4 separate regions of the Homo sapiens genome follow, and all the other regions are linked to region 1. The links are chromatin contacts, found by Hi-C or POLR2A ChIA-PET in ENCODE. All regions are on one chromosome and are shown on one strand. Each heading gives the region's core, a stretch centred on a gene start or an enhancer-like site at or near the end of the contact. The rest is flanking DNA. Distances are from core to core; before and after follow the strand shown.

Region 1 (2,945 bases), core at 206-2,705:
GTGCTGTGCCTGGAGGTCGCGTCTGTACTCACTGCTCAGAGCACACTACTGCCAGGGTTGGGTCTGCAGTGGGGCCTTGGAGCTCTCTTTATATCTCACCCCTCACCTTCTAAATGGCAGGTTATGATTTCCTAATATGCTGTGACAGAGCTGAACCCTCCATCCCAGCTGCAGGCACCTGCCTCTGTGGAGTGGCTACTCTAGGCTAGGTACTTCAGCATATTCTCTCTTTTCATCCTCCTGCAGTCCAATTTGGCAGATAAGGAAACTGAGGCCTAGGGAGGTTCTGGGCTCCTGCAGAGCTAGGGGAGGAGGAAGGAAGCAAAGACTAATCAGGCATCCCTTAATTGGACTTGCCTGGGAGGCAGGCACTGGGCCTGAGTAGAGGGTGCTGGGAGCTGAGTGTGGTCAGAATACAGGGAACAGAAAGGCTCAGGGTGACCAAGGCTGAATGGGGGTGGGGCAGGGTCCCTGAGGACAGGGCTGAAGCACTTGGACAACTGACTACAGTGGGGCATTTTCAGGTCTGGGCTTGTGGAGTGGACAGCTGAGGTCCCTGAGTGGGGGCACAGGATGGCTGGAGGGGTTGGGGAGAAGGTGGTGAACCTTGGAGGAATCCAGGAGGGAGATGATGTGACGTCATCTAGGGATGCAGGGGGTGCGAGAGGGGCAAGAAGCAGCAGCACTTGGTGACTGATGGGATATAGAGGTTAGGGAGAAGGCGGGGTGAGAGTGATGACTAACATTTATTGGACACTTTGTATGTGCGTGGCTCAGTAGCAAGTGTTTCCCATTTGTCACAGCACTTAATCCTCAAAACATCCTAATAGTGTTGGTTCTATTGTCACCCCCATCTAACAGATGGGGACTGTGACTCAGCGGTGAGAGTCTTAGCAGAGGTCACAAGCCAGTCCTCAAGTCCCTGGGAACCACTTGGTTCCCACCGTCATCTCCCCCGAGATGCTAGGCTGTTTGTGTCCACCAGGGGGCAGAGAGAGGCCGGGAATTTGAACGGGACCCACGTTTTCCTGCGCTTCCCTTAGCCTTGGCTGTGGTCAGAGATCTTGGTGATCAAGGAGTCTGACCCCCTAGTTCTCACTTTACCATAGGGTAAGCTGAGGCCCATGGAGGGACAGTGACCAGCTCAGGTGGTAGAACCAATCAGAGGCGGACGTGGGCCAGAGCCCAAGACTCCAACCCCCCAGCAGCTTAGACCCCAACCCTGGATCAGGTCACCCCAGCACCTGGGGGGTGGCAGCGGCGACGGGGGCCATGGATTCCGGCCCCAGCCTGTGAATTCCACAGACACCGCGGCTCCACACAACCCACACCCCACTGCACACAGAAAGGATACGGCTGACGCTTCGTGAGCGATGCTGGTTGTCACCAAGTCACTGGTGAAACTGGGAGAGCGCCCCTGGTGAGACGGTGTGAGGATTCATGCAAAGCACGTGACAGAGGGAGTTTCAGGAAGTGAAGCTGTCCTGTGTTGCTGCTGTTTTATTAGTAACAGCAAGCTGCCCAGGCCCACACGAGGCAGGTGTGTCTCATGAGTGTTCTACGGGAGAGGAAGTGAGGCTTAGAGGCCCAAGCCAGGAGTGGAGGAGCTGCGGCTACGGGCTACGGTGCCCATGCCCACACCTGCCTCAGGAGCGCCCTCTTCCTTTGGATGATTCTTTTTTATAGACAGGGTCTTGCTCTGTCGCCCAAGCTGGAGTGCGGTGGTGCAATCATGGCTCCCTGCAGACTTGACCTCTTGGGCTCAGCTTCCCAAGTATCTGGACTACAAGCATGCACCACCACACCTGGCTGATTTTTAATTTTTTTGTAGAGATAGGGTCTTGCTATGTTGCCCAGGCTGGTCTTGAACTCCTGGACTCAAGTCCTCCTGCCTTGGCCTCCCAAAGTGCTGGGATTACAGGCGTGAGCCACCATGCCCACCCAGCCTGGATGATTCTTTTAGTCCGTCATTCATCCCATGAGCATTTGTGCCACATGTGCTCTGAGCCTGGTTCTGTGGTGGGCACTGGTGCCACCCTGGGCCCTGAGGTGCATGAGGGGGCGGAACAAATGGAAATTGAGGCAGGCTAGGCCTAGAGCCTGTGGGCTTCCTGGGACTGGGCACTGAGCAGTGAGCTCGGGAGACAGAAGGCTGAGCCCAAGGCTGTGGGCTTGTGCCACCTCTGCCTAACCAGGGTTTGTTTACCTTCCACCCAGAATCACATAATGGAGGTCCGTTCCTCCCCTGCACAGCATCCTGCCCTCAGGATAGCCTCAGGGCTACCCACACAGATGGGAGCTGCCTCATCTGGGGCCACTCCAGGGCCGGGGGTTCTGCTGGGAAGAAGGCTCCTACATCCTTGCCCCGCTGTCTGAAGCTGGTTTGGGCCAGTGAAGAGGAGCCTTCCCTGGCCGAACTCCTTTTGTCAGCCCAGGGAATATCCAGGTCAGGGGGTGGGGTTTGGCCTGGGGATCAGGGGCCCAGGGTCATGTTTGGGATTATCCTAACAGGCATTGCACCTGCATAAGACAGTGCAGGATGGGTCTGCACAAGACCATATAGAGGAGAGGTGAGCGGGGTTGAAGGCCAGTCCACACCCTGCTCCACTTGGCACTGCTGGGGGCTGGAGCAGGGCTGTATCAGCCTAGAGGAAACAGGTTCTTATTTCTGAGTCATCATGAGCACCACATAGGTTGGCAGTGCCCTGATGGCAACAGTCCCTAAAGCGCAGGGGTGGAGCAAGGCTTGATGTTGGCCTGGAGCTCCAGGGCCAGTTGCTATTTGAATGAAAGAGTTGCAGCAAGCTGGTCTTTTCCCCAAACCCATGGCCCTCAGGTGTTGCTCAGGAGAAGGAGGGATGGAATTGGCCATGGGCTACCACCTCAGGAGGCTGGACCTCTCAGAGGAGCTTCTAGTGCTTTGCTTAAGATATGTCCGCCAAGAC
Region 2 (2,945 bases), core at 175-2,674, 240 kb after region 1:
ATAAGATAGTACTTGTGAAAGATCTATAACAAATTCTTTTGGATGTGTCTAGTGTCCTTCCCTACTGCATGTCCAGATCTTTCTCATCTTCATTTGAAGGCTGGCTCAAATGGCAGCTTCTCCATCATATCCTTATCTGATCCTTCCAGCTGATATATTACTCCCCTCTTTGAAATCTCATGCCTCTCTATCAGCAACTTTCTTATGTCACCTTAACATTTTTTTCTATTTGTTTCATAGTTGTTAGTGCATATGTTAAGTCTCCCCATTAGACTATAAATTACTGAGGGCAGGCCGGGCACAGTGGCTCACGCCTGTAATCCTAGCACTTTGGGAGGCCAAGGCGGGTGGATTACTTGAGGTCAAGAGTTCAAGACCATCCTAGCCAACACAGTGAAACCCTGTCGCTACTAAAACTACAAAAAATTAGCTGGGCATGGTGGCGCACACCTATAACCCTAGCTACTTGGGAGGCAGGAGAATCCCTTGAACCCAACAGGGTGGAGCTTGCAGTGAGCTGAGATCCTGCCACTGCACTCCAGCCTGGGTGACATTGTAAGACTTTGTCTGAAAAAAAAAAAATTATTGAGGGAAGAGTAAACATCCTATTCATCTTGGTTTGGGATATTTCACATGCAGGCAGCAGGATGTTGTAGGAAAAAAACACACTGAACTTAGAACCAGAAGGATCAGATAAGGATATGATGGAGTACTGGCTTCTCTATTCACTGGCCGTGTGACTAGACAAGTCATTTAGCTTCACTGAAACTAAGTTTTCTATCTCTAAGCGTGTAGTAATCATCCTTCTATTCCTGAATAGTTGTCGGGAGGCTCAAACTGAGATAATGTATGTGACTATCCTTTGCAAATTCTAACTTTCTACACACAGTATCATAGTAAATATTGAGTATTTGAATGAGTAAGCATTTACTTTAGTGAACACCTTTTCCTGAGCAGTTCTCTTGCTTAATGAGGTCTTTTGATTTTGTAAATATGCTACTTTTTTATCTGATATTTTTGTATTGTTCCATTTTGCAGATGATATCTAATTTTATTAAATTATTCTGTTCCTGAGAATTGGCATCCTCTTCATCCACCTGGGGATGACCAGGAATTTTCTGTTTTTTTCTCTGTAGGTGCTATTTAATATTTAAATAACAAATGACATTTGATCTGTTTCAGCAGGTGGTCCATTATGGCTGACATGCAAAATCTGGTAGAAAGATTGGAGAGGGCAGTGGGCCGCCTGGAGGCAGTATCTCATACCTCTGACATGCACCGTGGGTATGCAGACAGTCCTTCAAAAGGTAAGCAGTCCACAGCCCAGCAGAATGCTTTCTTTGAGCGTCTTGGCCTGAAAATTTTCTATTATTCTCTCCTTTGGCGCTAACTTCCCAAAACTTAATCTAGAAAGTTTACCTTTTGTAATTTGTATTGCTGTGAACAGATAAGAGAGGAAATGACTTGTACAGGGAGGCCTGTGGTTAAGTTATTTTAACACAAGAACTTCCTGCTTGTGCAATATTTCCTGCTCTTTCTTTAGCAGAATGACTCCAATGTAAGTCAAATGACAAGTGATAATAAAATTCCTCTCTCCAAACAATTGGCAAATTGGACATTTTGCACATGCACCAGTTGGAACATAGAATGTTAGCACTAAAAAAAACCTTGGAGGATCATTTTGTTTATTTTCATTTTATAGATAAAGAAAATTAAGCTCAGAGAGGAAAAGGAATTTAGTCAGGGTCACACAACCAGTTAGTGGTGATACTGGACCTGGAACCCAGGTTTCCTTACTCCTGTTCTGTATCCTGTTGACTGTATTACCTTGCCTCCCCACTTTCATGTAGAAGCACGTTTTAAAGAAGCCTCCTTCTGATGCATGGCTGATTCTTTGTGGTGTGTTTGTCTTTAGCAGGAGCAGCTCCATATGTGCAGGCATTTGACTCGCTGCTTGCTGGTCCTGTGGCAGAGTACTTGAAGATCAGTAAAGAGATTGGGGGAGACGTGCAGAAACATGTAAGGATGTTTTGCCTTTTTCCCCTTCTTTTAAGGACTAACAGCTTTCTTCAGTCAGCCAAGGTCCTCATCCTTGGTTTAAGAGCTCCTTGAGAAGTTCCTCTTGGTTTGGGGCATTACACATGTTCTTTCTCTTTTGCCTGTACTGAGGAGTTCAGTCTAGCCACAGAAACGATTCCTCATTTTTTTCTAGGCCCCTTGCTTTTATCACGTATTTATACAGAAAGCTTGCTTGGTACATAAAATATGGTTCTGTTCATCTTTGTAGTGAAGAATATGCACCAGTTTGATCCCAACATATTACATAATCAAACCTACAGTGGCTTATTTAAAGGAGTCATTATCATGACTTAGCATTTATAAAACTATGCTTGATAGTTATTAGTTATGCTAATGTGGGTTATTTTCACACTTAACCCACAGCAAGAATATGAAGTAGGCAATGACAGGTGCCTTTCCTCCCACCTTCCTTTATGCCTCCTACGTCATCACCACCACCCCCCACCCCCACCCCACACTCACATATACATTCTACCTCTATTTTTGGGACCCAAAAACCTTCCTGCTAGCTCACCGAATTATAAACAGTAACCATGCTTGGGAACTTCTTCACCTAAACCTTTCTCGAAGACTGGTTGCTTGGCTTTTGGAAAATCTATTTTGAGCCTCTCAAATACCATCTGTTGCCAATGGTTTTAGCTCTAGAGAGTGGGACTGGGACTTTAATAAGGGTGTGGAGGCTTGCATTTTTACTTAATACAGTTCTGTAACATTTGAAAAAACTTTAAAACATTTATCATTTGTATTTTAAAAATGCAAATCCAGAAAAAATAGATTGCTTTCTTTGAATTTTTGTATTTTAATAGTGCTTACAGTCTCATGTTTCTTAAATTCTTTTGACTGCGAATGACCCTTAGAAAGAAAGA
Region 3 (2,945 bases), core at 135-2,634, 220 kb before region 1:
TTTTCCAAACTGAGGTGATAAGGTGGACAATTTTAGGTGGATGTGGAAGGACATTTTAAAATTTCACCTGTGAATTAGAAAAATAGAAGTGTTATGTCATTCTTTAATTTCATGAATATTCTTGCTTAGGAGGATATAAAGGGAGCCAATTTAAAGAAAAATATTAAAGAAATGATAGTACAAGAGGAGCCACCATCGATGGTACTAGAACAAGGCTCAGGAAATTAGACCTCTCTTCAGTTTCATCGGGGGCTGTCTGTCCCTCCCTCCCTGGCTCTAGCTACACTGGTCTTGCAGGTCCTTGAAGATGTCACATGCTCATCTGCCAGGAACGTTCTGGAATGCTCTTCCCAATCTCACCCTTGCACTATATTCCCATCTTTTGCTAAAATAATGGCCCTCAGATCGTGGCTCCAGTGTCCCTCCCTGGGAGTCTCGTGATCAGGGGACCCTGCCGTCGTTATCTCATGGTCCTTCTACTTTTTCTTCATAGCACTTACTGCCATTTGTGATGATCTCTTGTGTGTCTGTGATTACATCTATGCCCCCTCTAGAATGTAAGCTTCTCAAAGCTGGACTGTGTCTTGCTCACCCTCTATGCTCAGGGCCCAGCCGGGCCAGGCACGTGCTAAGCACTCATCTGAATGCAGCATGTGCGAACAGATGCATGCACCCAGTTACTCACCCTGGTGGCTCCTGCCTCAGTCCCTGGCATGTTGACACCACTCAGATTGTGGCTGCCCCTGTGGAGTTAGGAATTGCCTCGGCATCAGCCTTCGAACAAGGGGCTCCACGCTGTCATTTTGCACCTGGCCTCACAAATGATGTAGCTGATCCTGAGCAGAAGATTGAGGAAGGTGGAAAGTAAGGACACTGGGGTGGATGACCCCTTTCAGAGCACGCAGAGAAGGCAGGAGACATGGGGTCAGGACAGTCTCTCCCAGCTTGGACCTTGTGCTGGCTTTTCTTTGAGGAGTCATGGAGATTAGATCTAGGACCTCTTCCTGGGCAGGGGAAGGGTCCCAGAAGAGCCATGCGGGTGGGGTCAGAGTTTCTGCCTTGGGTCTCAAAGGGCCTCAAGCCTGCGCCCCCTAGCCATGGCTTGGCCTCTTCCTCCTGGCCTCTCCCCACACTTCAATGTTTGCTTATCCTGGACCCCACAACCCCCTTATGCTATAGGAAGGCATAGGTCCAGAGTATGCATTGTTTTAGTTTAAACATTTAAAATATAGAAAGCTCAGAGGTGAACTTAACTAACGCCCATGTGCTTACCACTCAGAATAAGCAACTGTTAACATTTTTGCTTCAGATTTTTTTTTATATAAAACAAATAGAGCATCATAGACAGAGCTGAAGTTCCCTTTGTTCCTCTGCCCAGTCCAATTCCTCCCCTCCTTTCAATCCCAGGAGCAGTTGTTACTACTAATCTGATGTGTTTCCTTCCAATCTATTTCGATGAGCAAAACAGAATGTGTGTTAATGGAAGCATTATTCCTCACAGCCAAAAAAAAAAAAAAATGGAAACAATCCAAACGTCCATCAACTGATAAATGGATAAACAAAATGTGGCCTATCCATATAATGAAATATTATTAAGCAATAAAAATAAATCAAGTGCCAATCCATGCTAACATGGATCGGCCCTTTTTTTTTTTTTTTTTTTTTTTTGAGACAGGCTCTGGGTCTGTCACCCAGGCTGCAGTGCAGTGGTGCGATCTCTGCTCACTACCACCTCTACCTCCTGGGCTCAAGCCATCCTCCCACCTTAGCCTCGCAAGTAGCTGGGACTACAGGCACGCACCACCACACCTGGCTAATTTTTGTATTTTTTGTAGAGATGAGGTTTTGCCATGTCACCCAGGCAGGTCTCGAACTCCTGGGCTCAAGCAATCTGCCTGCTTAGGCCTCCCAAAGTGCTGGGATTACAGGCGTGAGCCACCACACCCTGTGTGATCAACCTTGAACACATTTTAAGTGACAGAAGCTAGATGCAAAAGGCTACGTATTATATGACTACATTTATACAGAATAGGCAAATCCACAGAGACAGAAGCAGATTAGTGGTTGCCAACGGGGAAGAGCAGAATACAAGTGGCTGATTAACGGGTGTGGGACTCCTTTTTGGGGTGATAAAAATGTTCTAGAATTAGGCAGTGGTGGTGGTTGCAAAACATCTGCAACCACCACTAAGATGGTTTTCCTTTCTTTTTCAAGGTCGTATAATATTCTCCTATGTGAATAAACCACATTTTCTTTATTGTTGCATCATCAATGACCATTTTTGGGTTGCTTCTAAACAACAGAAAAAACACTGAATTATATACTTTAAAATGGTTAAAATGATGACTTCTATGTACTTGAAAAAACACATAACATTGTTTACCCTCTGACCCATTTTAAGTGCAGGTTCAGTAGCCTTAAGTGTATTTAAAGGCTTGTGAAACAGACATCTAGGACTTTTTCTGGCTGCAAAACTGAAACTGTGTATCTACTAAACATGAATTCTCCCTCCCCCACCTCCACACTCAGCAATCACCTTTCCACTTTCTGCTTCTATAATTTTGACTGCTTTAGATTCTTCACATGAGTGTAATCATACAGTATTTGTCCTTTTGTGACTGGCTTATTTCTTTCTTTCTTTTTTTTTTTTTTGAGACAGAGTTTTGCTCTTGTTGCCCAGGCTGGAGTGCAATGGCATGATCTCGGCTCACTGCAAACTCCGTCTCCTGGGTTCAAGCAATTCCTGGGTTCAAGCGATTCTCCTGTCTCAGTCTCCCGAGTAGCTAGGATTACAGGCACCTGCCACTACGTCCAGCTAATTTTTTGTATTTTTAGTAGAGACAGGGTTCCACTATGTTGGCCAGGCTGGTCTCGAACTCCTGACCTCAGGTGATCCACCCACCTCGGCCTCCCAAAGTGCTGGGATTACAGGCGTGAGCCACCGT
Region 4 (2,945 bases), core at 250-2,749, 180 kb after region 1:
GGTATTGACTTATAGTTTGGAAATGACTGATTTGGGATGTATTGCTCTCTATTCCAAGTTCTGTGACTCCCCAAATGAAGTAGAAACCCAGTGGGACCGGGAACTAAAGATATCAGGAATCCCGTTGTATTTCCTCCTCTCATAAGTGGCTCTTCCTCTGTCTGCACACCACCGCTCAGCTGCTCGTTCCACATGGCAGGTAGAAGAGGCCAGCCCACAGCTCCCAAGTATGTATCTCCTCCGTTCAACCTTCCCAGATTGAATTGGATACTCCTGATTCTAATTACAGATTTGTGTGTGTGTGTGTGTGTGTGTGTGTGTGTGTGTGAGAGAGAGAGAGAGAGAGAGACATCACAAGAGTGAGAGTGATATTGCTGGTCCAATCCCTGTGGCAGAGTCATCAAACACACACTTGGTATGTAGGACTGCCCACCTGGGAGTGAAGCGGGCAGACACCTCAGGAGGTGGGTGTTTTGGGTATTTTAACTCTGTTTGATCGTAGAAGTATTTAGGTCCTATACCATTGTTTTCACCCGCTGAGGGACAGTAATATGTCTCTCCTGAAGGGAAAACATCTTTCTACTCCAGGCTCGGTGGCTAGCTCAGCTATAGCAGAAATGCTCTACCATACTAGCAGCCTGAAGTCCTGGGATTAACTTACAGTTCACAAGGTACCGGCTGTGTGACTTCAGGCAATTTATATAACCTCCCTGAGTCTCTGTGTACTGATTTCGGAAGAATCAGAAAATGCAAACAATTGCAACTAGAAAAAGAAAACCACACTCTTGGCTGGGCACAGTGGCTCATGACTGTAATCCCAGCACTTTGGGAGGCCGAGGTGGGTGGATCATGAGGTCAGGAGTTCGAGACCAGCCTGGCCAACATAGTGAAACCCCCGTCTCTACTAAAAATACAAAAATTAGCCGGGCATGGTGGTGTGAGCCTATATTCCCAGCTACTCAGGAGGCTGAGTCAGGAGAATCACTTGAACCCGGGAGGCAGAGGCTGTGGTGAGCCGAGATCGTGCCACTGCACCCCAGCCTGGGCAACAGAGTGAGACTCTGTCTCAAAAATTAAATAAATAAATAAATACAATAAAAAGAAAACCTCACTCTGTGTCCCCTTCTTTCTCCCTTTCTCTAGGCTCCTTTTTATGTAATACACACAAGCACAGACTGCAGGAGTCTAGGTTTAGTTTCAAAGCTTTGGCAGTGCCTTTATGTCTTTGTGTAGAAAAGGGAGAAGCCATTTAAGAGGTACCTGACTCTTCAATAGGCTTGCTTATTATCCCCAGCAGGCCTAAGGGAGCACAGTTTTGAAAAGCCAAGGATCAAAAAAAATAAATACAACTTGTTCTGTGTTGCAAAGAGAAGTCCTAACTCCATGGCGAGGGAGGCAGCTTTGCAAATTACAAGGGTAGAGGGAGTGAGGTCACTAGGGCAGGAACAATTTGTAAAACCCAAGTGTGGAGAACTGTGTAAACCTCCAGGGGAAGGTAGGTGAGGAGGTGTTATAAAGGACTGGTGTGGGAGGGGTAAGTTCCCCTTCCTGTTCTGACAGCTGGAGGCAGCAGGGCTACCTCTACCCCACAGGGCCCCTTGGTGCAAGTTATAAACAGGTGCCCCCTCTCTGAGTGGCGCAGCTCACAGTTTGATGAGAGGAGTGTTGGCCAGGCACCATGAGCACTGCATGACTCCCAAGGCTATGCTCCATGGCCTGAGTGGCAGGCCTCATTGCAAATCAGTGGGCTGCAGAGGAACATCTGCCAACAGGCATAGATCCAAAGGGAGATGGAACAAGGGCAATGCCCAGGACTCTCCCCATCTCCAGACATGCCTTGTAGAATGAGAAGAGGAGAGACCAAGCACACAGGTTTTATGTGTAGCCCAGCTCTCTACCCTCTGAGATTACTTAAAATTGCCTCTAACCTCCAATCCCAGACCCCATGAAGGAAACCCACAGACTCTTCAAGGATCCCATGAACTCCCATGGATTCCATTCTCACATGATCCCTCTTCTTTTGGGATTCCACACATATGATCTCATTGCTTTCTCCAAGTTGTACAAATACTACTCATACTAAGCATTCATATGGGTAGCATGTATTATGAAAGATTTGGAGGTGGAGTACAGGGAGATGATGAAGGAAGTGTTTAAATTGAAGTGATGTACACTTAAACTTTGCATAAGGATCAACTCCAATCTTAATTTTTTTTTCAGTTGTCCTACTATTCTAAGGGTTTCTCACTAACCTTTAACTCTGTATCTTTTAAAATGTTCCTGGCTTCATTCTCTCCCCTTCCCATTTCCTCTTTCCTCTAGAACTGCCCTCTGTACCCCAAAGTGGTTTTCCTCTATTATGCTGAGCAATTTTGCTCTCTCCAGTTCTGAACCTCCAACTTGAATATTTGAATCCATCATGTAGGGTCTTATATTTAATGGAATCCATCCTCTGTAATACATATGATACAGCTATAAAAACCTAAGGAAAAAAACGTTGGCTTTATTCAACCATGCAACTTGCCTGGGAACCTCCTCAGTTATGTGATTTTTTTTTTCTTTTTCTTTTGAGATGGAGTCTCGCTCTGTCACCCAGGCTGGAGTGCAGTGGTGCAATCTTGGCTCACTGCAGCCTCTGCCTCTTGGGTTCAAGAGATTCTCCTGCCTCAGCCTCCCAAGTAGCTGGGATTACAGGTGCACGCCACCACAGCCAGCTAATTTTTGTATTTTTACCAGAGACGGGGTTTCACCATGTTGGCTAGGCTGGTCTTGAACTCCTGACCTCTCAGGTGATCCGCTTGCCTCGGCCTCCCAAAGTGCTGGGATTACAGGTGTGAGCCATGGTGCCCAGCCAGTTATGTGATAATTAATAAGTAGGAGGGAAGCACAGAATATTAGGTAAAATTAGAAGCAGAGTGACTTTTAGCCAGACTGGAAACTTGAGT

The links. Hi-C counts contacts between places; a loop is a spot of excess contacts on that map. ChIA-PET counts read pairs that join two places held with the same protein, here RNA polymerase II (POLR2A). Pooled maps may share reads with other maps.
Region 2: a loop to region 1 is called in a pooled map, with 3 times the contacts of the local background. The contact joins the enhancer-like site here to the promoter of LINC02811 in region 1. A Hi-C loop is called at or near these places in 4 of 37 single-sample maps with no recorded cell type and 9 of 50 pooled maps. POLR2A ChIA-PET finds 5 or more read pairs at or near these places in 2 of 52 experiments (H1 and PC-9).
Region 3: a pooled map shows a loop between it and region 1 (2.5-fold over the local background). The contact joins the enhancer-like site here to the promoter of LINC02811 in region 1. A Hi-C loop is called at or near these places in 5 of 168 maps with a recorded cell type or tissue (Calu3, IMR-90, MCF 10A and 2 more), 2 of 37 single-sample maps with no recorded cell type and 14 of 50 pooled maps. POLR2A ChIA-PET finds 5 or more read pairs at or near these places in 1 of 52 experiments (H1).
Region 4: a loop to region 1 is called in a pooled map, with 2.4 times the contacts of the local background. The contact joins the enhancer-like site here to the promoter of LINC02811 in region 1. A Hi-C loop is called at or near these places in 3 of 168 maps with a recorded cell type or tissue (HL-60/S4, K562 and right lobe of liver) and 2 of 50 pooled maps. POLR2A ChIA-PET finds 5 or more read pairs at or near these places in 3 of 52 experiments (H1, activated B cell and activated CD4-positive, alpha-beta T cell).

What each region holds. Positions count from the first base shown.
Region 1 is chr1:39,816,005-39,818,949 of GRCh38, forward strand. It overlaps LINC02811 (long intergenic non-protein coding RNA 2811), which reads right to left and starts at 1,456. Exons shown (of 4, transcript NR_186710.1): 1 at 1,245-1,456. RefSeq lists enhancers at 739-1,734, 1,583-1,752.
Region 2 is chr1:40,058,152-40,061,096 of GRCh38, forward strand. It overlaps CAP1 (cyclase associated actin cytoskeleton regulatory protein 1), which reads left to right. Exons shown (of 13, transcript NM_006367.4): 2 at 1,186-1,307; 3 at 1,916-2,019. The coding sequence starts at 1,196. Among named protein-coding and RNA genes, the nearest start is that of CAP1, 19 kb to the left of the region's middle. RefSeq lists enhancers at 757-1,518, 1,124-1,173. Within about 2 kb of position 1,425, at least 13 of the 41 ENCODE cell types and tissues checked have a DNase peak (open chromatin) inside an H3K27ac peak, as active enhancers do; they include PC-9, where a contact is called at or near this core.
Region 3 is chr1:39,595,704-39,598,648 of GRCh38, forward strand. No RefSeq gene overlaps it. Among named protein-coding and RNA genes, the nearest start is that of PABPC4, 20 kb to the left of the region's middle. RefSeq lists silencers at 2,046-2,135, 2,886-2,945. Within about 2 kb of position 1,385, at least 2 of the 41 ENCODE cell types and tissues checked have a DNase peak (open chromatin) inside an H3K27ac peak, as active enhancers do.
Region 4 is chr1:39,994,577-39,997,521 of GRCh38, forward strand. No RefSeq gene overlaps it. Among named protein-coding and RNA genes, the nearest start is that of MFSD2A, 41 kb to the left of the region's middle. Within about 2 kb of position 1,500, at least 6 of the 41 ENCODE cell types and tissues checked have a DNase peak (open chromatin) inside an H3K27ac peak, as active enhancers do.